3 separate regions of the Homo sapiens genome follow, and all the other regions are linked to region 2. A link is a loop called in an ENCODE intact Hi-C map of the cell type or tissue named here. Cell type or tissue: endothelial cell of umbilical vein. All regions are shown on one strand. Region 1 has its middle 18 kb from the start of HS1BP3-IT1. Region 2 has its middle 69 kb from the start of RHOB. Region 3 has its middle 24 kb from the start of HS1BP3-IT1.

Region 1 (8,000 bases), 95 kb after region 2:
AATTTATCTTTTTATTTTTTTTTGGCCGCTTGTGCTCTTGGTGTCATATCTAATAATCCATGGCCAAATCTCAGGTCATGAAGACTTACCCTATATTTTTATTAAGAGTTTTATAGTAATAGCTCTTATATTTAGGTCTTTGATTTATGTTGAGTTAATTTTTGCATATGGTATGAGGTAGGGTGCAACTTCATTCTTTTTTTTTTTTGAGACAGAGTCTTGCTCCATCGCCCAGGCTGGAGTGCAGTGGTGTGGTCTCAGCTCACTGCAACCTCCACCTCCCAGGTTCAAGCAATTCTCCTGCCTTGGCCTCCTGAGTAGCTGGAGTTACAGACACCCATGACTATGCCCAGCTAATTTTTGTATTTTTAGAAGAGACAGGGTTTCACCATGTTGGCCAGGCTGGTCTCAAACTCCTGACCTCAAGTGATCTGCCCACCTCAGCCTCCCAATGTGCTGGGATTACAGGCATGAGCCACCACACCTGGCCTCTGACTTCATTCTTTTACACGTGGATGTCCCCTCCAATACAATTTCTTGGGAGGCTATTCTGCATGGAATGGTCTTGGCACCCTTGTCATAAATCAAGTGCCACACGTGTATGAGTTTATATCTGGACTCTTAATTCCATCCAGTTGATCTATATGTCTATCCTGTGCCAGTGCCACACTGTTTTGATTACTGTAACTTTGTAGTGACTTTTGAAATTGGGAAGTATAAGTCCTCCAACTTTGCTCTTCTTTTTGAAGATTGCTTTAGCTATTCAGGGTCCCTTGTAATTCCATACAAATTTTAGGATTAGCTTTTCCATTTCTGTAAAAACATCACATTGGGATTTTGATAAGCATGGCATTAAATCTGTAGATCTATTTGGAGATTACTGTCATTTTAACAATATCAAGTCTTCTAATCAATGAACATGGAATGTCTTTTTATTTTCTTAAATTTTATTTAATTTCTTTCAGCGGTGTTACATAGTTTTCAATGTTCAAGTCTTCCCCTCCCTTTGTTAAATTCATTTCTAGTTATTTTATTGTGTTTGGTGCTATTGTAAATTGAATCGTTTTCTTGATTTTCCTTTTGTAGTGTGTATAGAAATATAACTAATTTTGTGTTAATATTGTATCCTTCAACTTTGTCAAATTCATATATTAGCTATAATAGTTTTTTTGTAGATTCTTTAGTATCAGCTACATGTAAGATCATGTCATCTGCAAATAAATGTGGTTCTCCTGCTTATTTTACTATCTAGATGTCTTTTTTTTTTCTTGCCTAGTTTCTCTGGCTAGAACTTCCAGTACAATATTGCATAGAAGTAGCAGAAACAGGCCGGGTGTGGTGGCTCATGCCTGTAATCCCAGCACTTTGGGAGGCCGATGCGGGAGGATCACCTGAGGTTGGGAGTTCGAGACCAGCCTGACCAACATGGTGAAACCCCGTCTCTACTAAAAATACAAAATTAGCTGGCTGTGGTGGTGCATGCCTGTAATCCCAGCTACTTGGGAGACTGAAGCAGGAGAATCTCTTGAACCCGGGAGGTGGAGTTTGCAGTGAGCCATGATTGCACCATTGCACCCCAGCCCGGGCAACAAGAGCGAAACTCCGTCTCAAAAAAAAAAAAAAAAAAAAAAGAAGTAGCAGAAACGGGCATCCTGTCTTGTTCCTGATCTTCGGGCAAAGATTTCTGTCTTTCACCAAGTGTTTTCTTGACTCTCATTGGCTCATCCTCTACTTTCTCCAGGGTGTCCGGCTGTCACCCTTGCTCACTCTGCTGCCCCAAGGAAACCAGTTCTCCAGCCTTTGCCACACTCACATCCTCTAGTCCCCACCTCTGCCCTCCACTTTCTGATTCAGTGCTCTATCTTTCAAACCAAGAGTTTTTTGCGGAGTTCCTATGCCTCACTCCTGTGGCTCCAACTAGTCATGCATCTCTCCTCCCTGGCCCTCTCCCACAGCTCTGAGCATGAAGAGGCCTGAGGCACACTTCATAAATGCTGAGGTCCTGAAAAGCCTAAGAGGTCAGGCTTGCTGAGAAGAGCTATGTCTGAGCCCGCCTGGCTACAGGGAAAACAAACCCCAAAACCTTGTTGGCCTGATTGGCAGGAGCCCAGAGAGAACTGATGCCCATCCAAGAAACACAGGTGTTCAAGGGCCCCTGCTCTGTGGCTCTCCACCCATGGGTAGCTGCAGGATGAGCACCGTCCTTGGGGGCAGAGGCCGCCAGGCGCTGCATCAGGATCCTGGCCTGCTGCTCTAATAGTGCCTGTGAGAAGTCAGGTTCTCAGGGCTCTAGTCCTCGCTCTCTGCCACATGAGAACCCACAGCAGCCTTCCTGCATCCCAGCAAAGGACCATGCACTCCCCAAGCCAAAGGGGTCCTGGTGGAGACCTTCAGTAAGATTGCCACTTCAAAGCCGTTCCAGGGGCCCGGGGGGACCTCTGAGCTCTCCTCCAGGAAAAGGCCTGTTCTCGTGAGGCCTGTTGTAGCTCAGCTCTTGGAGCCTTCTCTAGGGAGCACATTGAACAGTTTTCCGAATACTGAGGCTCCTCTTGGCTTCATTCCAGGAGTGGGGGAGAGGAGGGAAGGCTGGGCTGAGCCGCTCTGTGGATTTGCTCAGCTGTGTGTCATCCCATACTGTGCCAGTAGGCCCTGAGCCACCATGCAGTTAATTCTCCCCATTCACCTGTCCAGGACAACACAGGGTAACTAGAGGAAGAAAAAGAAAAGCTGGAAATCGTACAGAGGAGGAGAGAGATGCTGTCAAGGAACAAAGGCCAGTTGGTGCCAGGACTTCCAGGCCAATTGAGGATTCTGACCCCTCATTGCTCCAGAGGACTCTGGAGGTGTCCTTTCCCTCAGAGGGTGCCCCCAGCCCCTTGACTCAGTTTTTCCCATTTACTGGACTGGAAACCCCTCCCACCATCAGTGAAACGTTTGCTAAGCCTCACTTGGAGCCCAGGTACCCTGGGGACTGTGGGGGCTATCACCAAAGGTGGGGCATGGTCTGGGGATACCAGGTATCTTGGGGCAGCAGGCATCTTCTACTTCATGAGCTTCCTCCCTGTGGTTCCTTTTTTATTTTTAAGTAGATTTTTTTTAAAGAGCAGTTTTAGGTTCACAGCACAATTGAACAGAGAGTACAAAGTCCCCACATGCCTCCTGCCCCCACACATGCACAGCCTCGCCCACCAGCAACAGCCTGCACCAGAGTGGGACATTTACCAGTGAACCTACATGGACACATGGACGCCTCCTTATCACCCAGAGCCATAGCATACATTAGGGTTCACTCTTGGTGCGGTGCATTCTGTAGGTTTAAACTAATGAATAATGCCACGGATCCACCATGAGAGTATCATACAGATAAGTTTTTGCCCTAAAAATCCTCTGTGCTCCTCCTATTCATCCCTCTCTTCCCCTTGAACCCCAGAAACCACTGATCTTTTTATGGTCTCTGTGGTTTTGCTTTTTCCAGGTCAGATAGCTGGAATCATACAACATATATATCCTTTTCAGATTGCCTTCTTTCACTTAGTAATAGGCATTTAAGTTTCCTCCATATCTTTTCATGGCTCGATAGCACATTTCTTTTTAGCACTGAATTAAATGCTCAGTGGAATCATCACCTGGATATACTGCAGTCTGTTTACTCATTCACCTACCAAAGGACATCTTGGTTGCTCCCAAGTCTTGGTAATTGTGAATCAAGCTGCTATAAGCATCCATGTACAGATTTTTGTGAGGACATAAGTTTTAACTCCTTTGGGTAAATACCAAGGAGCACAAATGCTGGAGAGTATGGTAAGAGTATGTTCAGTTTTGTACTGTGGTTTCCACAGGTATATTGAGATATAATTCGCGTATAATCAAATGTTCCCATTTTAAGTGCACAGTTTGATGAGTTTTGGTGAACGTTTATAGTCATGCTCACAGCGTAGCACACTTCCATCACTCCCAAAAGCTGCCTCATGGCCCCTTGCAGCCAACCACTCCTGTCCTGCCCATCCCCAGCCCCTGGCAACCATGGGTCTGCTTTCTGTCACTACAATTTTGCCTTTTCTAGGGTTTCATATATGTGGGATCATACAAGATATAGTTTTGGGGTCTGGCTTCTTTCACTTAGCATGTTTGTGATATCCATTGTGGTATGTCTGTTAGAGGGTTTTTCCTTTTTGACGCTGCACAGCATTCCGCTGCATCCATGTGCCACTGTTTGCTTGTTCATTGACCGTTTGTTTGATGGATATTTGGGTTGTTTCCTTTGGGGGAGGAACCCTTATGAATAATGTTGCTGTGAACATTCGTGTCTAAGTCTTTGTGTGTGTGGCTTCTTTTCGAAGGAAGGGGGAACGCTGGCTCACTCCCTCCCAAAGTGATTGAGGGTTGATAAGGAAGCTGGGAAATCCCAAGGGGTAAAGAGAAAGGGATACAGGCCAGCCTGACCATGGGCCGCTGGGACTGCCAGAAACCTCTCTCCACTTGACCACATCGTGCGCAAAGTTCAGGGACCAGGAGAGGGAAACCGATGTGTTTACTTCCTGTCTCCATGGTGCTGGGAGAGCTGTTGTTGCTCTGAGTGTGGGGTGAGCTGGAATGTACTCCCCGCTGCCGCAGTCCTGTTGACATTATTCCTTGTCAGAATGGCTCATTTCCAGTTCGTTCCATCTACCCTCCCTTTGGTAGACCTCCATGACCCACCTGGATCCAGTCCCCAGTCACATACCAGGGCCCCCTGGACACAGGGTCCCTCAATCCCAGGGCCCCTTTCTGGGTCTCCAGTGGTTTTGTATGTGCCCATTCCCATGCCCCCCACCCCACGGTGAGGCAGCAGAAGCAGGCCATCACCCTGCTCAGCAGCGTGGGGTTCAGAGAAGCTGAGAGATGGCAGAGGGTGGCACAGCCTCCTCCCGCACCTACAACCACCCTCCATGGAGAGCAAGCCATCAGCACCCCTTTCCACGAAGATGTCTGGTGTTCACTCTCAGATGAAGAGAGGGAGTACTCAAACTCTAGGATTCCTCATAGCCCAATAGACAGCAGCTTAACAGAATTTCAACAGAATGTTAATTACACACATATAATGAATACTATGCATCAGGTATTGTTCAAATAACTTTACAAATATTAACTCATTTAGCCTTATACTACCCTAATGAGGCAGGTAAAATTATTACCCCCATTTTATAGAGGAGGAAATTGGGGCACAGAGAGGTTAAGTAACTGGCCCAGGGTCACACAGCCAGGAAGCCCAAAAGCCAGGAGTTGGCTCACATTTTTAATCTCTGCACTCTGCTGCCTATGGATTTGTTGGTTTCCTTCTTTTTCCAATCATTAAATTATCCTAACAGTTTTATTGAGATATAATTTATATACCGTAAACATCACCCATTTTAAGTGTACAATTGAACAATTTTAGTAAACTTATCAAATTGTGCAACCATCACAACAAGCCAACTTTAGAGCATTTCTATCACCCTGGGAAAGATTCTTTGTGCCCTTTTGCAGTCACTGTTAGTTCCAACCTCTGCTTGAAGCAACCATTAATCTTTCTGTCTCTGTAGATTTGTCCTGGAAATTTCCTATACATAGAATCATACAATACGTGGTCTTTTGAGTCTAGCTTCTGTCACTTAACATGATGTATTTGAGGTAGATCCATATTGCAGCATGTATCACTCCATTCGTTTTTGTGATCTAATAATATTCCATTATATGGATTTACTGCATTTAGTTTATCCATTCACCAGCCGAGAGGCTTTTCCATTGTTTCCACTTTTTGGCTGTGATAAATAAAGCTGCTATGAACATCTGTGTACAAGCCTTTGACTGGACATATATTTCTCTTTCTCTTTAGGTATATGCCTAGGAGTGGAATTGCTGATTTGTGTGGTACATTTATGTTTACTTGTTGTAAAAACTGCTAAATCTATTTCCCAAAGTGCTGCACCATTTTCCATTCCACAGCCATGGATTTTATAGACTGTGAGGTCCCGATGCAAATCCTAGGGCCACCCATACAAGCAGACAGAGCCCAATTTAGGGTCCTGGAACCAACCTAGGTGTAAAATGAAGCCATCTGGGGATGGGGGGGACTGAGTCAAGCTCAGCCTCTCTGCAGCTTCTGATGTCTGAGAAACAGGTGGGCAAGAAATCAGCTGTTCTACTTTCTAATCCAGAAAAACATTGCCCTCTGGGACCTAGAGCACTTGTTAGGGGAAAATCAGCAAAGTGGCGATAACACCAAAAGGAAAAACAGAAACACACTGTGGAGACGTCAAGGGCGATCTCAGCAAAGGAAGAAAACCAGCTTGAGAAGGCAGCAGTAAAGGCAGTTGGCCTGCAGCTCCCATGCTCCGGAAGCCTTTAGTTCCCACTGCCAGCATCCTCAGAGCCCTTTCCGACTACCTCGGAGGCCAGCGAGAGGATAATGGGGTGATGGCAAGGGGGAGCCCCAGGACTCAGCTGCCTATGGCTCTGAACAGACAGTGCTGGTCCAGCCAGGGAAGGCCTTCTCCAGAGGGGCACTGCTGGAGGAAGGAAGGAAGGAACGCCGCTGCCCGCCTGCCAGCCAGGATAGCTCTGAGTGTCACCAGCTCTCCAGTTTGTGCCACATGTTATCTAAGGAGTCATTTCACTATTTAATAAAGAGATCCAGCTTTTGATAGAGAGAATTTGACATGTCTGGCAGCAGCTGCAAAGGACAGAACTTTATAATGATGGCCCGTGGTGGGTGTCTACACACACAACTGCCTGCCCAGCTTCCTCCTGACACGTCCCCTCACATGGGAGTGAAACCGACATGGCACTGCTGAAACACACAGAGTACACAGGGATGGCACAGGGGGCATGCCTTGCAGAATGGAATGGGCCTCTGCTTGCTGCTGAATGCCACGTGCTCAGGACAGGTGGTAACTGTACTGGGTCGAATTGCGTCCCTTCAAATTCATGTCCACAAGGACGCTGTGAAGGTGCTCCTATTTGGAAATAGGGCCTTTGCAGGTATAATTAAAGGGAAATGAGGTCATATCAGATTACAGTGGGCCGTAATCCAATGACTGGTATTCTTTCCTATAAGAGGGAAATTTGGGCACAGACACAGAGAAGACACCGTGTGAAGACACAGACACAGAGGAGAGAAACTCATATGAAGACAAAGGCAGAGGCTGGGGTGATACAGCTATAAACCAAGGGACCCCAAGTGTTGCCAGGAAACCCCCAGAAGCCAGGACAAAACAAAGTAGGATCCTTCCCTAGAGATTTCAGAGGGACCATGGCCCTACTAACACCTTGATTTTAGACTCGTGACCCCCAGAACTGTGAGATAATACATTCCTGTGGTTTAAAGCCACCCAGTTTATGGTGCTTTGCCAAGGCAGCTCCAGGAAATGGAACAAAAGCTGAGCCCAGGCTGCAGGTAACAAACTGTCCATGCTGGCAGGTGGCAGAGGGGGAAGGACAGGCAGAGAGGGCCGCATGGAGGAGGCACCTCCTTTAGTTGTGCCTGAGGTTCAGGCAGAAGGCCCAGAGAACAGAAGTGAAACTAGAGGCTCAGCATGGCTCCTGGTAGAATTGGCTTTAATGGCTCAAGTTTTTTCATCTTTGCTTCCTCCAACTTGCCTGGAACAGGTACTGCACACGGTAGGTGCCCATTACGTGCTTAGTGTTTATGGATGAGCTCTGCATGTGGGAAAACAAACGACATGATTGGCCAGTTGGCCTGGAGAGAGCTAGCCCAGCTTTATTTAAAAAGCCATTCAGAGGCGGCTGCTATGTGCTGAGTTGGCAGAGAAGCATCAGGCCTCTGAAAGTCAGCAATAAAGAGTCGGCTTACCGAGGCCACATGCTGAGCCCATAATCCCACTTCAGAAGCTGTAGCTTTAGCCTGAGCATGACCCGACACATGAAATTGCTTGGCTCTTCCCAGTAGCCAGAGCCACGGAGCACAGGAGTGAGAGGCCAGCCACAGAGGAGGGTGGATATCTGTGTACCGCGTGGGATTC
Region 2 (8,000 bases):
ACACTGCTGCCTGCTGCCTGATCTGTCTGACGGTATTCATTTCTCTGTAGACTTGGCTCTGACAACTCCCACCGAGTGACAGTTGCACAGGGGACACCTGCCTGTCTTGTTCACTGCTGTGTCCCTAGTCCCTGGAACAGGGCCTGGCACATCGTAGGTGCTTTAGGTTAGGTTATTTCATGAATGAGTAAGTGGGTAGAGTTACGGGGCACAGGGGAGAGTCTACAGGGCTGGGGCGCACAATTCTAAATCGGGCAAGAGCCCCTTAGCCCACCGCCTGTGGATGCAGGAGGGAGGGCCGGTGAACCGCCCTCCCCATTGCTGTGTCTTTCTGCCTCTCACTTTCTCTCAGGCCCCATGTCCACAGTCTGTTCTGCCTTTTTAAGAACAATGAGTCAATAGGCCCAACTTGCTGTGCAGGGAATTACGTTCAGCTGGTGTAATTTCCCCCTTACCTAGAGAGAAAGGCCAGCATGAAGGTGCAACCGTGAGGACCGTTCAGTTGCATGGGAGAGGAGAGGAGCACATGGGGAAGAAGAACCAGGGTGGCTGGGAGTGGACAGGATGCCCCCAGTTTCCAGCCCCTGCCTCTGGGGCATGTGTGTGAGGCTCAGCTGGCAGCCACCACAGGCATGGCGGATGCATGGCTATGTCCTGTGTGGCTCACTTACCAGGAGCAAGCTGTCTACCCAGGAATGGCCTCTCCCCTCCACCCCGAGTGGTCAGAGCCGGCCTCTCACTGAGCCCCCAAAGCTGACAGGGTCCCCTGGATCATCAGGCCTTGACTACTCAACCCAGAGACTGCTACCCCAAAGTGGGGCTTCTGGGCCCTACGGCCCCCCTCACCACCCCAACTCCGCCATGGCGGGAGCTGCCATTAGAGATTTGCAGCTCTATCCCCTCAGGGCTCCCGTTCTTCTACCACAGCCACCAGGAGCCACGCTGAAAGCCATCATGTCCCGAGGGTGACCTGGGCTGCATGCTCTGCCTGGACCTTCCCAAAGGCATAAGCCTCAGAGCTGAACAAACATGGAATCAAGATCTGAAATGTGGCTGGGCGCGGTGGCTCACGCCTGTAATCCCAGCACGTTTGGAGGCTGAGGCGGGCGGATCACCTGAGGGCAGGAGTTTGAGACCAGCCTGACCAACATGGTGAGACCCTGTCTCTACTAAAAGTGCAAAAATTAGCTGGGTGTGGTGGTGCGCACCTGTAATCCCAGCTACTCGGGAGGGTGAGGCACAAGAATCCCTTGAACCCAGCACGTGGAGGTTGCAGTGAGCCGAGATTGCACCACTGCACTCCAGCCTGGGTGACAGAGGGCGACTCCACCTCAAAAAAAAAAAAAAAAAAAAAAAAAGAAAGATCTGAAATGTAAATGCCACCGTTTTATCAGATTAAGCATCATCCCATCCTATTGAGGGTCTTTTTTTCTTCACACAATTTCCTCCCCGTTTCCCCAAACAACACTATGTTGGTTTCTGTTTCTCCTGCACTTGGCCTCCTTCCCTCCCCACCACTCCCACCCTGCTATCTGTGCTGCCTCGACAGCTTCCCAGTGGGTCTCCCAGGGTCACGCGGCCCCCTCCACTCTGCATTCCTCATTGCCTGCCTTGGAGTGATCTTTCTTCCACACATCTCACCAACCCTCACTCAAAACCCTTTTGTGGGCTGGGCACAGTGGCTCACGCCTATAATCCCAGCACTTTGGGAGACCGAGGCGGGTGGATCACTTGAGGTCAGGAGTTCAAGACCAGCCTGACCAACATGGTGAAACCCTGTCTCTACTAAAAATACAAAAATTAGCCTGGCATATTGGCGGGTGCCTGTAATCCCAGCTACTGAGGAGGCTAAGGCAGGAGAATTGCTTAAACCCGGGAGGTGGAGGTTGCAGTGAGCTGAGATCGCTCCACTGCACTCCAGTCTGGGTGACAGAGCAAGACTCCATCTCAAAACAAACAAACAACAACAAAAAAAACCTTTTTGTGGCTCCCACTTACCTGCTGAAAAAGTTCAGACCCGTTAGCTGAGAACTCAAGGTTCTCTATAATCTCCCCCATTTATCCGTCCGTCCTCATTGTTGTCTCCCAGTTCCCTGTGCCCCAGCCACAGCAGACTTTTCATGCTCTCCAACGCCTGGGGACATTGCCAGCCTCAGGACCCTTTGCCCATACCATCCCTTCTACCTGCTGTGACTGTGTTGTGGCTTGAACTGTGTTCCCCTCAAAAGACCTGTTGGGATCCTAATCCCTGGTACCTGTGACAGTGACTTTATTTGCAAATAGAGTTTTTGCAGATATAATCAAGTTAAAATGAGGTTGTACCAGTTGGGGTGGGCCCTAAATTTAATGACGAATGACCTATAAGACAGCCATGTAAAGACACAGGGACCCAGAGATGCACAGGGAGAAGGCCATGTGAAAACAGAGGCCGAGGCTGGGGTGATGCCCTCAAGCCAAGGACACCAAGGGCTGCCAGAAAGCTCCAGAAGCAAGGAGAGGGACATGAAGCGGGTGCTCCCCCAGACCCTCCAGAAAGGACTGGCCTGGATGACACATTGCCTTTGGACTTCTGACTGTGAGGCGGCACCTTTCTGTTGCTGCAAGCCACCAAGTTTGTGGTGGTTTGTTGTGGCAGCCACAGGACACAGGCAGCCTGGCACCTGGATGCCACCCACAAACGCGTCGCCTGAACACAGCCTGCCCTTCCTCTGCATCCAGTCCCTTTCCACCTCCTCCCTGACACCTTGCTTCGTGTTTCCTGAGAGCTGTGTGCTCCTGCTGAGGTACTTCTCTCTGACACCTGTTTTCTAGCTCTCCATGTAGCCGTCTGGCCCCACCACTGGAAGCCCCTTCAGGTCTGAGTTCCCTGGGGCTGGTTTGGTTTTCTCTATAGTCAAGCTTGAGGTGGGTAATCAGGACAGCCCCCAGCCAACCCAAGGACGGTGACTGCTCCATCAGGAAGCACCACCTATTCCATTAGCAAATATATATCGAGCACCCAGTGTGCATGAGGCATTCTTCTAGGTCCTGTAAACAGAGCCATGAACACACTGGGGGCCTCACAGAGCACATGCTCCAGGGGGAAAGATGGTCTACACCTATCACATGGCACTGCCACAAAGGACTCAAGAAGAGCAGTTCAAGGGCACAGATAGTCCTGTTGGGGGAGCATTCCTATTAGGAGGAAAAAAAACTCATTACACAGACCTCCGCATAGATGATGGCCCAATTGGGGTCAGTCTGGGGACAGAAGACAGCATGAGTCAGCCACACTTCAGCCATCTGAAAAATTCTCTGTGCTCCCCTGTTGCAGACAGAGAAACTGAGGCAGGGGAGTGCTGCTGTTTTTTTCAGGGTATCTCAGCCAGGCAGGGGCTAGGACTGGGAGTCAAATTGGAAGCCCCTCCCGCTTCTGACTTCATCCCTCTGGTTTCCTGTTGAGCCCTCTGGAATGCATGTTTCCCTGCAGTGACGCATAGTCAGGGAAGGCAGGCGCTGGGGCCGTGCCCTGACTGAGTGTGAGGTAAGGGCTCTGTATTAGTCAGTTTTCACACTACTGATAAAGCCCAAGACTGGGTAATTTATAAACAAAAAGAGGTTTAATGGACTCACAGGTGTACGTGGCTGGGGAGGTCTCACAATCATGGCAGAAGGCGAAAGGCATGTCTTACATGGCGGCAGACAAGAGAAGAGAATGAGAGCCAAGTGAAAGGGGAAACTCCTTATAAAACCATCAGATCTTGAGAGACTTATTCACTACCATGAGAACAGTACGGGGGAAACTGCATGTTTTCAGCTCTCTCTCACCGGGTGCCTTCCACAACACGTAGGGACTATGGAAGCTACAATTCAAGATGAGATTTGGGTGGGGACACAGCCAAACCATAGCAGACTCCTTTCTGCTGTTCCCCTCCCTGGTCATGTGACTCACATGCCCTGCAGTGAATCCTAACAGCAGCATGAGAGCACAGCAGCCAGAATCCCCCCGGGTTGGACACCCTGTGATGGCAAGGTTAAGGGGTCACCCGACAGTCAGAGAGGAAAAGAGCAGGTGAGTGTCTCAGATGCGCACACACCCAGCCACCTGTTGGGAGTGGACATGAGCAGGGTTGGGCGGGAGAGGTAGTGTGTGAAGGTGTCCCCAAGTATCCTCTGCCTGGAGCCAGGCAAGAAAGGTAAGAAGTCACGTGTCTTCCAAGAGTGGCACCAGATGGAGGCCTTTCCTGTTTGAAATTGACTGGGTTTTAGGCGGCTCTGGAGCTTCTTCTTTGCTCAGCTGATGGCAAAGCTCTTGGAAGCTTGATGGTGGGACAAAGCTTAGAAGCAGTTAGAAGTGCTAACCAGGCACGGGGGGTTCAGAGGTGGCGGGCACACTGGGAAGTGCCACGGAGAGGCTTTGAAACTGGGCAGGCTAGTCAGTGCATGGACTGATTCAGCCCAGCAAGTATTGATTAAGCACCTGCCATCTACCTGGCACTGTGGGTTTACAGTGTGGGAGCAGGGCAGAGGGAAGTGCCAGCACATCCCTGCAGAGGGATGAAGAGGTGGCAGTGGTGAGGTTAGATAGCTCGAGCCCAGTGCAGATGAAGATGGTGAGAGCAGAGTCTGTGCACCCTCAGCCCATAGCAGCGAGAATCCTGCTGGTTGTGTACAAAGAGGCCAATACACCCGTAGGCCACAGGAACCTAACTCTAACTTATTAGAGTGGGAGCAGGCCCTTCTCCTACTCAGTTTCAAGGATGGTCCTTCCTGGAGCCAGAGGACTGTCGGAAATGACTGTGTGGGTCCTTCCAACCTGGGGAGTCTGTGATTCTAAAAACAGGCAAACAACCTCAATCTCCCTGGATCTCTGCCTTCCCACCCCCAGCCCCCTCTTCCTTAGACAAAGGGCTCTTGGAGGGATCTGAGGCTCATTTCATAGAAAGCTGAAAATAATATGAAGTAGAGTTTCTATTTTAGAGGGTAACACTTACATAAGGTGGGATCTTTCAAAATGTTCAATCTGATACCTATTTAGGGAAACATCAAACAGCCCCACAAACACAGCTCGGGGGAGGAGGCCACTCTGTTCTCCTCCGCATCCCCAGCTGGCTGAAGTGGTCTGTGGAGCTGCGGGGCATCTTAGATGTGCCTCCTGGCATGAGCAGGTGCCATGGGCTGGCTTCCTCAGCCAGGCAAGCCTGTCATCCTGCTCACTGCCTGTCCCCTGCATGGGTCAGAATCAGGGTGCTTGCTGGAGACCCCAGAAGGGCTGGGCACCCCCAGAGATACTGCAGGTGCCCCATGGAGGAAGAAAGCCTCCAGGTCGTGTGAACCTGGGACCTCAATCCAGGTCTTTTGGCACTCAGACCTCAAGCACTTTTGTTTGTGCCACATGGTTCTTGAGAGTTAATAAATAAAGGGCGGGGGAGCGGGAAGGAATGTCCTAAAGGCTTACTTGGTTAAATCTTTACCTACTTCCATTACCAGGCTCAACTTTGAAATTTCAGAAGGAAAGGAAGAGATGAAAAGAAAAATGTCACATTTCAAATCCTTCCCACAGTGACTCATTTCAGAAGTGGGGTTTCGTCCTTTTTAAAAACAGAATCAATACCGTCTTTCATGAAAACAGCTTTTGTTTCCCCTTCAGCTGCAAGCCTGACCGATCCTTCTTGGCTCAGTGCAGAGCCAGAGAAGGAGGCCAATGAGCAGCTCTCATTGCGGGCCTGGCAGGAACACCAGGGCAGGGCAGGGCGGGAGGGTGGGGAGTGCTGTTTGGAGGGAAAGAAGCTAGAGAGACCCTCTGCCTTCTTCAGGAAAGGCCTTCACTGTTAACACCCCCATTCCCACCAGCTTCTAGGCCCTCACCCCACCCAGTAAAGCCAAACATCAAGCAGGGGACTGTGGACGCCACTCATTTTCCTAGAGCATCCTGGTCAGTGGATTTTAGAATGGTCCCAGCACCCCAGAAACATTTGGGTCTCTCCTCCTCACCCCCATATGGGGGTCAATCAGTGGACAGCCTAGGCACCTGCTTATGGGGTACTTTATTTAAATGCCTTAATAATTGTTACTTTTTGTTCTTTTGTTTTTTGGATGGAGAGACTCAAACATCTGTGCTCTGCATGCCACCCCTTTAACAGTTTAATACACTTATACTTTAAGTATGTGTACATTTGGAGCACTTACCTTGGACTTGGACAATTAAACACACTTAGGTTCATTTATTATGTATTTCTTTATTTTTATTTTTTTGAGACGAAGTCTCACTCTGTCACCCAGGCTGGAGTGCAGTGGTGTAATCTAGGCTCACTGCAACCTCCGCCTCCTAGGTTCAAGCGGTCCTCCTGCCTCAGTCTCTGGAGTAGCTGGGACTACAGGCATGCCCCATGACGCCCAGCTAATTTTTTTTTTTTTGCATTTTTAGTAGAGGCAGGGTTTCACCATGTTGGCTAGGCTGGTCTCGAACTGCTGACCTCAGGCGATCCACCCACCTCGGCCTCCCAAAGTGTTGGGATTACAGGCGTAAGCCACCGTGCCTGGCCTATTTATTTCCCTGATTACCTCTAATAATTTTACAGAAGTCGAGATACAAAGCTCCAAAGGGACACTCCATTCTAGGCCTCCATCCATGAGCATCCTCTACTACATTATTGAAGAGCTAAAGTTTGAGTTGAGTGTTTGAAGATGAAAAAAAGTTTTTTAGACAGACAAGGATGTGAGTGTTGTGGGGATGGGAACAGCTTGTGCAAAGGTGCATTAGAACCAACAAGCATGGCCTACTCAGAATTCAGCAATTGATTCAAGCTTGCAGCGGGGACAGGGAGCACGTGGAGTGGCAGGGTTCTGTTGGAGTGGCAAAGGGTGGATTGTGCTGGGGCTTGTAAGCTACACTGAGAAGACCAGGCTATCCTGGGAAGAATGGGAGTTTTTGAAATGATTTAAGAGTGAAATGAACTTCTGAGATCAACATTTTACAAGGAATCTTAGGTCTTCTGCCTTGGAGCACCATTAACAATGGTCCCCTTTCTCCAAAGACTAAAATGTTTCTCAGATCATAAGGGGGACAATGAGTATCCAATGGCAAACGATGCTGCTATGATTTGAGTAATGGTCTCTCCTCCAAAATTGATATTGGCACTTAATCCCTGATGCAACAGTATTAAGGTTTGTGGCCTCTAGGAGGTAATTAAATCATGAGGGCTGTGCCTTCATGAATGGCATTAACACCCTTGTAAAAGGACTTGAGGTTGAAGGGAGTCTCTTCCACCATCTTCCTTCCATGTGAGGACACAGCAACTAGGCACCATCTTGAAAACAGAGAGCTTCCTCACCTCTCTGTTGGTGCCTTGATCTTGGACTTCCCAGCCTCCACAACTATAAGAAATAAATTTCTGTTCTTTACACATTACTCAGCCTAAGGTGTTTTGTTAAAGCAGTAAAAACAGACTAAGACAGATGCCTTATCCTCACTGATCCCCATGGCAGGAGAACCCCTATCCTGGCCTGTGCCCATGGAAGAGCCTGGTGTGATGGGCCAATTAAGCAACTGCCACAGAGAGGGAGCCCTGCCTGAACCCCCTTTGTTGACTGCTGCAGCCAAGTATACCATCTCAGTAAAGAGGGGCTCAAGAATGGTCTCAGATGTGGGCAGGCCCAGGGAGAAGGAGCTGTCCCCATTCTTGAACCATTGTCAGGTTGGCCATTGAGTTGGGCTGAGTTTGGACTTGGCCAGGATGGAAAGTGAGGAAGAGGAGAATGGACAAAGAAAAGTGGCCCTGGATATTAGATGGTGGGGCCTGGGGGTTGACAATTCCTGTCTCCTGGGGTAGCGCAGTGCTGGCCACAAACAGGGCATCTGGTGAAAGTTTGCTGATTGACAGATAGGGCGGGCTCCTGCTCCCTCCACCTAAGCCTTGTGTCTCTGAGAACCCCCTGGAGGAGAGGACACAGCTCTGCACCTCCTGTGGCTGGAGGGCTTTGTACCTGGAAGTCACCTTGGCAGGAAGCCTTTCTGCCTC
Region 3 (8,000 bases), 53 kb after region 2:
GGAGAGGGACATTAGCAACAGCCCAGACTGGGATCATGGCCTTAACCTGCCAAATGCTGGAGCTTGAGAGCAGGTTACCCACTTCTTCCCAGCAGCAGGTCCAACAGTCTCTGTGGGAAGACACAAAATTGTGGCTCAGTTAGCCAGCAAAGACCTAAGACTAGGAGGCCCAGAGCAGAGCTAGCCCCCAGCTCAGTGCCCGGCTGTGTATAGGGGATAAAATGGGGTGAGGCCATACCCAGGGTGCAATTGCTGCACACTCACCCAGGGCAGCAGCCCCCGTGTCGCCCACAGCCTGCTCTCACCCAAGACTGTGGCTCCTCCACCAGATGGACCAGGCACTTCCATGGCCCCTGCTTCCTGACCCTCCTGTCCACTTCCCACACAGCCTAGGGACCACTCTGAATGCCATCCCCTGTCCCCCGCCAGACCCTCTCCACAATTAATGATCTCGACAGAGTGGGTCTCCCTGCCACCTGCTATACCCTGACCCAGGGATACCCAGGAGATCTCCTCTGAAGCTTGACCCTGGCAGCCATCTGTAGCCTCCCACAAACTAGGAAAGGGTGGTGGTGGGGACAGCCCCTCCCGGGCAGGCCAACCCCACCCCGTGGGACAGTCAGCACACCCTGCAACTAGGGTACGTCTAATAACAGCTGCACTCATCCCACTGGAAGATGAATGTGGAACCTCTGATCCTGCTCCACCAACAGGGAGCAGGGCTCTCCAGGGCCAAGCCAAAGCCACCAGGCAGGTCAGAGCAGGGTTTTGTCACTCCTCTCAGGATATAGCGGGACAGCAGCAGCCCAGAGAGCCGGAGCCCTGCTGGAGCCTGCGCAGTGAGATGGATGTAGAGTCAGGGCTGGAACTGGAATGTGCTGCCTCACAGGCCAAGGCTTCCATGGAAAAAGAACAGCCATCATTCATGGCTGAGCGCTCCAAGCTAGCTACCACATACGCATTGCTTCCTGGTATGGTAGTTATGACAACCCTATTTCACTAATGAGGAAAGGGCTTAACAAACTCCACCAAGGTCGCAGTTAGCAAACAGCCCACCCTGCCCCTCTAGGAACTCCCAGCTCATTTCCCAGGACAGGAGGCTCTGCAGCTCCTGCTACACTCACCAGCTTTGCCCCATCCCGGCACTGACAGGGAGTTCACTCCTTGGGGAGCCCTTCCTTTGGCAGCCAGACTTATTCCCCTGCAGTAGAGTTCAAGATGTTTCCCCTATAACTGCCCATCTCCCCCGCCTGTGCCGGGGTACAGCTCTAAGGGAGACACAGACACTGCTTGGGCTGACTCCTTCCCAGCTGAGTCTCTGAACTGCCCAGGGATCTGTAGTATGTGGGTCCGGGTGGGGTGACTCCCAGCTCTCAGCATTTCTGCCCCAGTGGCCTGAGCACCTGTGGGTCCAAAGCCCTCAGAGTCACACTGGGTCTCCTGTTCCCTGGCTCTCTGGTCAAGGAAGACAAGGAGGAGCAGGCATCACTTGCTCACTCTGGCCACCTGCACTCTGGCTCTAGCTCTAGGCACTTCTCTCTTGGCTGCAGTGACAGGCAGCTGTGAGGCCAGGGATGGAGTTTGTCACAGGTTTTTTTTTTTGTTTTTTTTTTTGAGATGGAGTTTTGCTCTTGTCACCCAGGCTGGAGTGCAATGGCGCGATCTCAGCTCACTGCAAACCCTGCCTCCTGGGCTCAAGCGATTCTCCTGCCTCAGCCTCCCGACTAGCTGGGATTACAGGCACACACCACCATGCCCAGCTAATTTTTGTATTTTTAGTAGAGACGGGGTTTCACCAAGTTGGCCAGGCTGGTCTCAAACTCCTGACCTCAGGTGATCTGCCTGCCTCAGCCTCCCAAAGTGCTGGGATCACAGGCATGAGCCACCAAGGCTGGCCCCCCACAGGTTCTCTTTTCCCATTCCTAGAGGTCCCTTCACTACCCTTCTAGCCCCTGAACCCCTGAGAACAAGGATTGAGTTTCTCCTACTCTGTCCCCCTCTCAGAATCTCCTGACACCATGGAAGTCACGGGTATTGGGTGCCTGCATGTGCTAGAAGCCACCCTGCTCACCATCACACAGATTCATCTAATCTGTCAATAACACGATCTGATGAATATTACTAGTTCGTTTTACAGACGACAACACCGAGACTTGGGAGTTGACTTGATGTTACTGAGAAAAGGTCACATCCTTAGTAAGTGGCAGCAGCACGGGACTCACATCAATATGGGTGACCCCCGGACTCAAGTTCCTTCCACTGGTCAAGCCACATTCCCTGTAAGGTGCTGCTTCTAGAACAAGGGGGCAGAAGCTGGGGGCATCTCAGCCTTGCCCTCACACTGATTCCTACTGGGCTGCCTGAGGCCAGGCCAGTCAGACGCTGGGGAATCAAGGGGCTCTGTGCTTGCAGGGCCACAGGAGGGCCCGGCCCCAAGTATCCCAGTCCCCATACCCACCCTCGCCCCTGCTGGTAAGTTCGTTAAGACAGAGAGGCCTGAGGAAGGCATGTGGTGCTGGCAGCCAAACAAAGGGGGTCTGCGATCAGCCAGACACTTCCTCACTGGCATAAAGACCTACTTCCCCCCCAGACACAGCCCCCGGCCACTAGGACCCCAAAGAATGCCTGGAATGCCGTGGGGCCAGACAGTCTCCAGGCTCCTGCAGACAGAGGAGAGGCTGCCTTTGTGCCCAGAGGACTGACCGCAGGCTAGAAAGGTCACTCTCTGACCTGTGACCTTGCCCTTTCACCCCAGTCCCTGGGAGTAGCTGAGCTTCCCTCCTTAGGACCCACAGTGTCCCTTCCGTGCCAGTGGAACCTGACCCCAAGTTTGCAGCAGCTTCAAGAAAGAGGAGATGAGTTCCAATGATGCAGATGTGGCTCCCACAGCTGGCCCCCAGCACCGAGGGGGAACTCAACGTCCCCAGGGGCTCTCTGGAGGTCATTTGAACAGTCAGTCCCCTAGGAGGGCAGCTCCAGCCCCCTCCTCACCTGCTCCTCTAGGGCTGGTCTCGCTCAGTGCCTCAGGACCACCCCCACCACCCCTGACCTGCTGACTGCCCAGACTGTCCTAGAAGCTAAGGGCCTAGAACAAAAGAGAAATGAATCCCTATACTCAGGGCCATTCTAGCTGGAGACAGACACAAACCCAAGTCAGTTCTAGCAGGAGAAAGAGCCTCACAGGAGGAGAAAGGTGGTGCTGGGGGGTGCGGGGTAGGGGGCTGCAGTCTCACACGTGGTCAGGAATGACTTAGAGGAGGGCGGGAAGGAGTCCCGTGGCTACCTGGGGAAGAACATTCTAGGAAAAAGGAGCAGCAAGTGCAGAAACCCCAGTCTGTTCAGGGAACAGCAAGAAGAGCAGGGTCAGCACGTGGTGGGGGTTCCTAGGAGCTGGAGCCGGGCGGGTAATGGAGGAAGGGGCCAAGCCTGGGCCGCCGTCAGGCTTCAGTGTTCACTCGGGGTGAGATGGAAGCCCTGTCAGGTTTTAAGCAGAGCAGCAACAGGATCAGACTTGTGGCTTGTAACTGGGCCCTTTGTCTGGGGACTAGACAGGAGGTGAGGGAGGAGGTGACAGGAACCAAATCAGGAGGCTCCCAGGCCTGCCATGGCCCAGCCATGCTGACACATCTGCCTGTCTGTGGCAGCAGCTCCTGGAAGGAGCTCAGGGCCCAGGGCTGGGCAGCTGCCCAGGCCACATCCCATTCCACACTCACCGTGATAGGCCAGGCCCTGTGTTGGGGACAGGATGGAGAACCATAAGACATAGTGCTTATCTCGAAGAGTTCCCACCTGATGAGGGACAGGCAGATCTTGGCAGCCTCTCCCAGCTCTGAGCCCCAGAGCTCAGTTGGGACCTCCCAAGGGACTCATCAGCATCCTCTCTACTGCTGGCAAGGAGATTGCCCTCGAGGCCGTCTTGGTCACTCCAAAGCTTAGCCCACAGCCTGGTCTGTGGCTTGAGGTCCCAGTGGGCTGGAGACTCTCTGGGGTAAGCAGAGTACTGGTCGACTTCGGGCACCAATGAGCCCGGCAGCTAGGAATGACATGATCAGCAGGACTGACAGTGGCCCTACAGCTCAGCCGCAGCCCAGCCCAGCCTGCCTGGGCCTTGTTCCCGGGTAGCCAAAAGAATGGAGGCAGGAGAGAGAGAGAGAAAGGGAGGCCCATGTCCCACCACCCCCAAAAGGCAGAGAAACATGTTTAGCCTGTCTGTGACTCACTCTTCCTTACAAGAAAACTTTTTGTTTTTTCCTTCAAAATCGCAGACTTCCACCTTCAGACAATAACGTGTCCTCAGGAAGTTACGTATTTTGTTTTTCTGTGCAAGCTGCTGGGGCTTTTGTTGTTTTAGAAACGTCTGCTGTAATTGGGCCTGTGGACAGACTGTGGCTGCCTCTCAGAACAGGCTGACTCCTACATAGGGTGGCCAAATTTGACAAAGAAATATATCAGACACCCAACTAAATTTGAGTTTTAGATGAACAACAAATTCTTATTTTAGTCTAAGTATTTCCCAGGCAATATTTGAAACATACTCAGGCTAAAAAAATTCATTGATCTGAAATTCAAATGTAACCAGTATTTTACTTGGCAACCCTTCCCCTAAGTCCACCAACAAACCCACAGCCATGCCTCTCTCGGTCACCAGCCCCACTGGTTCCCAGTGTCCTCCTGATCCTCCGACTCCATTGATCCCAGTGAGTCTCCCAACCATTGGCCTGTGCCCTTGGAGTTGGGCACAGGGGACCTCAAGTCACAGGCCAGGCTGTGGGCTAAGTTCTAGAGTATCCAGGAAGCCCAAGCCTCACACATTCCCTGAACCTTGCCCTGCTTCCCATTTGCCCCACCGCCTCTCTCTACTTTCCAGAAAAGGCAGGCAGGTGCTGCTCCCCAGCCCCCAACAGTCTCCCTCCCTGGGATCAGGACCCTCTGCCTGGTCATTCATAGGAGTCCCTCTGGGCTGCCCCCAGCCCTGCCCAGGGCTTTTCTGGCCTCAGCCTGAGAGAAGCAAACCGAACATTGATCCTTTATGCAACGGGCTGCACCTGGCTCCCACCTGAATCAGTCTACTCCCCTAACCCCGGCCACAAGCAATTCCAGGGCTTTTGACACCCCAGAGACTACTCCTCTCATCCTCAGCACCCTCTTCTCATGGAAACGTTTGAAAAGAGAGTTTTTTTTCCCCCTTCTTTTAGGCTGGGACACCAGAATATGGAGTCCCGCTTCTGTTTTAAAGCACTATCTCCTGACTCCTGGGGTAAACATTTTTCCAACTTTATAGAATGCTAGAGCAGGGAAAACACCTTCCTTCCATTCTCTGGCCTTCAAATGATCGCCGTCAGGTTGCTGAACTTGAGCTCTTGGGCTCATGCATCTCATAAATGCTCCCTGGGCACCTGCTTGCTGCGGCTGAGCCCTAGGGCCACTGTCAGTCCTGCTGATCATGTCTTTCCTAGCTGCCGGGCTCATTGGTACTCGATGTCGCCTGGCAGCTGAACTTGGTCATGGGTATAAAGACAAAAGAGAGCCTCCATTGCAGCCCCAAGGGCTCAGGATGGTGGGAGAGAGATGGGTAAATGTCTAATTGCCTTATGATAATTCTAGGATGGCCATGGAGGACATCTTGGGGCTACCCAGGCTGACAGAGCAAGAGGTGGTTCCCAAGAACTGCCCAAGTGAGTTCCCAGGTGTTAGTAAGATTCTGCTAGGGGAGGAGGAGAAGAAATGGTGTCTCAGAAAGGGGAACAAGCCAGCAAGGCCTGGAGGCTTGGAGCAAGTGGCTCTCTGAGCTGGAGGAGTTTGGAGGTGTGACTTCCAGGAGGGCAGCAGGGTCTGTTGCATAAAGGGTCACTGTTTGGCTTGCTTCTCTCGGGCTGAGGCCAGAAAGCCCTGGGCAGGGTCATGGAAGGCCTCAGATGCCGGCTGGGAGCTTGGATTTTATCCTAAAGGCACTAGGGAGCCAGGAGAGGGCTGGGAAGGATTGCAGAACCCAGGGAGAGAGAAGAGGAAGACCTATGACAGGGCAGTGAGGACACTGGGGAGGGTCCGGCTTCTGGGACAGGGTCCCCATCTTCTTCCGCTGCTCTGAGACATAGACCAGGCCTTGAGGCTTAGTGTTTGCTAGACTTTGCGGTTAAAGGAAAAAACAAAACTGAAGGCCCAAGTCTGAAGATGGCTGTTCCTTGACGGTACCCCAGCACCCCCTTCCTTAGGCTGCACTCCATTCTGTCAGGCCTTTCCCCCAGCCTTGCTCCCTCTGCGTTTTTCCACCCTGGCCTAGGCTGGGGAGCAAGCTCTAGGCTGGGGACCCAGCCCTAGCAGAGGCCCCTCCCTCACAGCACAGCCTGAGCCCCGGGGCCACCCCATGCACCTCCAGACTCTTGGAGCCAGAGGCCTGTGAGGCAGCCCGGGCCTGTTCCCTCTCTTCCTGCCGAACACTCCCCACATTGTTCGACTTTGTGTCCTTTTTCCTGTGCCTCGGCATTTCCAACTTTATTGCCCTGGTTCCCTCCAAAGGTCATTGGCCAAACAGACTGGCGCCATCGGTTGGAAAAACAGCGTGCCTCGGATGCCTGGTATTGGTCCTCCTGAGAAGAAGGGACAGCAGCAGAGAGAGATCTTCCCACTGCTCACTCCCTCCAGCCTCCTGGACCTGCTGGGGCCCACATCCTGGCCCATGGGTACTTCTGTGCCCCTGCCTTGGGCCCATGCTCACCAGAGCTTCCCCCAGGAGTCTTTCCCTGGAGCCTGCTGAGTGCCCCAGGTCCACCTGCTCACATCAGGTGCCACTTCACGAGCTCGAAGTAGAGCCTGGTATCTCCCCAGTGCCACTGCCAAAGGGCTGGGCCAGAATGCAGGCCACTCAGGTGACATGGTCCTGCCTGCTCTTCTCCAGCAGGCCGGAGCACCGAGGCCAGGAATGGAGATTCCCCCTTCTCTCAGATCCCCGCAGGCCTGCTCCCCTCTTGCCTCATCTTATTTCCAAGGACTCCAGGCTCAGAGAGGTTGAGTCATATCTAAAGTCACAGAGCTAAGAGCAAGGGCTGGGACTGAGACTGAGGCTTTTGGTTTTACCCCCTGCACTCTTTCCTTTCTGATGGCTCAAGAGCTGGCTCGGTTCTGAAGTCTTTCCTTGAAGGGGCAGGGCGGCCCAGGGGAGAGGCTGGGAAGCAGGGCTCAGGCCTGGCTCTGCTGCCAACCCCTCATGTAGTTCTGCTCAGGCTCTTTCCAGGCTCTGCTGCCTCCTTCCAGCTCAGAACACCAAGATTTCTAGGTTGGGGCCATTTTTCCTCTGTTCCTATCAGAACACTTCCTCCGTCCCTGATGACACAGGCTATGGGGCTACAGAGACTTCTGACTCAGGTCTTCGTGTAGCCCCAGGACTCTGGAGTCCTGTCCCCGTACCCTACTCCACCCTATGCTGGTGATTTAGAACTTTAAGTTTGTTATACAGAGAGACAGCATGATGTCGTGAAAAACCAAGGACTTTGTCCTCCAACCAACCTGAGTTCTTATTTTGTTTTTTTTTCTCACTCAACTGTGAGATCTCGGTCAGGTTATGAAAGCTCTTTGAGCCTCAGTATCCTTATCTGTAAAATGGTTAGAATTATTATAAGGATTAAGTTACACAATGAAGAAAAGTACCTCGAACATGGAAGGTCTTCAATAAATGGCAGTGATTATTGTAATCTTCAGAGGCTCCTTCCTCCTGTCTCTTCAGGGTACTGGAGCCCGGGGATCAGCTCCCAGCCTGTCCTTCCCATCTGTTTGGGGGTCACTGGGCCTGCTCAGGAATCTGTGGACAGGAACACAGGTGGCCCCTGCTCCAGGGCTGCAGCTGTGCTCCTTGCACTTCTAACTGCTCCCTGCCAAGCCCCATGGGAGCAGAGGGGCCTGGGCAGCCTTCCTGTCTGCCAGCATAGCCCATCACTCTGTGGTCCCCAGGGCCACAGCCTACTGGTAGCCACCGCAACATAGAGAATGTGGTAGGCAGAATACTA

What was found. A loop is a pair of places that touch in the nucleus more often than their neighbours do. Peaks named below come from ENCODE experiments on the same cell type or tissue, not always from the same donor. Only the 100,000 strongest peaks of a DNase experiment are listed, where the experiment ranks them.
Region 1: a loop joins it to region 2, with 3 times the contacts of the local background. A loop is called at or near these places in 13 of 110 quality-filtered maps.
Region 3: a loop joins it to region 2, with 5 times the contacts of the local background. A loop is called at or near these places in 21 of 110 quality-filtered maps.

Annotation. Positions count from the first base shown.
Region 1 is chr2:20,606,966-20,614,965 of GRCh38, forward strand. It overlaps a transcript of HS1BP3 not described here. Among named protein-coding and RNA genes, the nearest start is that of HS1BP3-IT1, 18 kb to the left of the region's middle. RefSeq lists enhancers at 2,200-2,699, 7,991-8,000. In endothelial cell of umbilical vein, no CTCF peak of the experiment used is centred here; DNase peaks (open chromatin) are centred at 4,486 and 6,256; H3K27ac peaks cover 2,100 bases.
Region 2 is chr2:20,511,586-20,519,585 of GRCh38, forward strand. No RefSeq gene overlaps it. Among named protein-coding and RNA genes, the nearest start is that of RHOB, 69 kb to the left of the region's middle. RefSeq lists silencers at 5,658-5,707, 5,738-5,787, 5,798-5,897. In endothelial cell of umbilical vein, no CTCF peak of the experiment used is centred here; DNase peaks (open chromatin) are centred at 3,486 and 5,556; H3K27ac peaks cover 2,373 bases.
Region 3 is chr2:20,565,010-20,573,009 of GRCh38, forward strand. It overlaps a transcript of HS1BP3 not described here. Among named protein-coding and RNA genes, the nearest start is that of HS1BP3-IT1, 24 kb to the right of the region's middle. RefSeq lists an enhancer at 6,568-7,068. In endothelial cell of umbilical vein, no CTCF peak of the experiment used is centred here; DNase peaks (open chromatin) are centred at 2,512, 4,282 and 6,522; H3K27ac peaks cover 6,181 bases.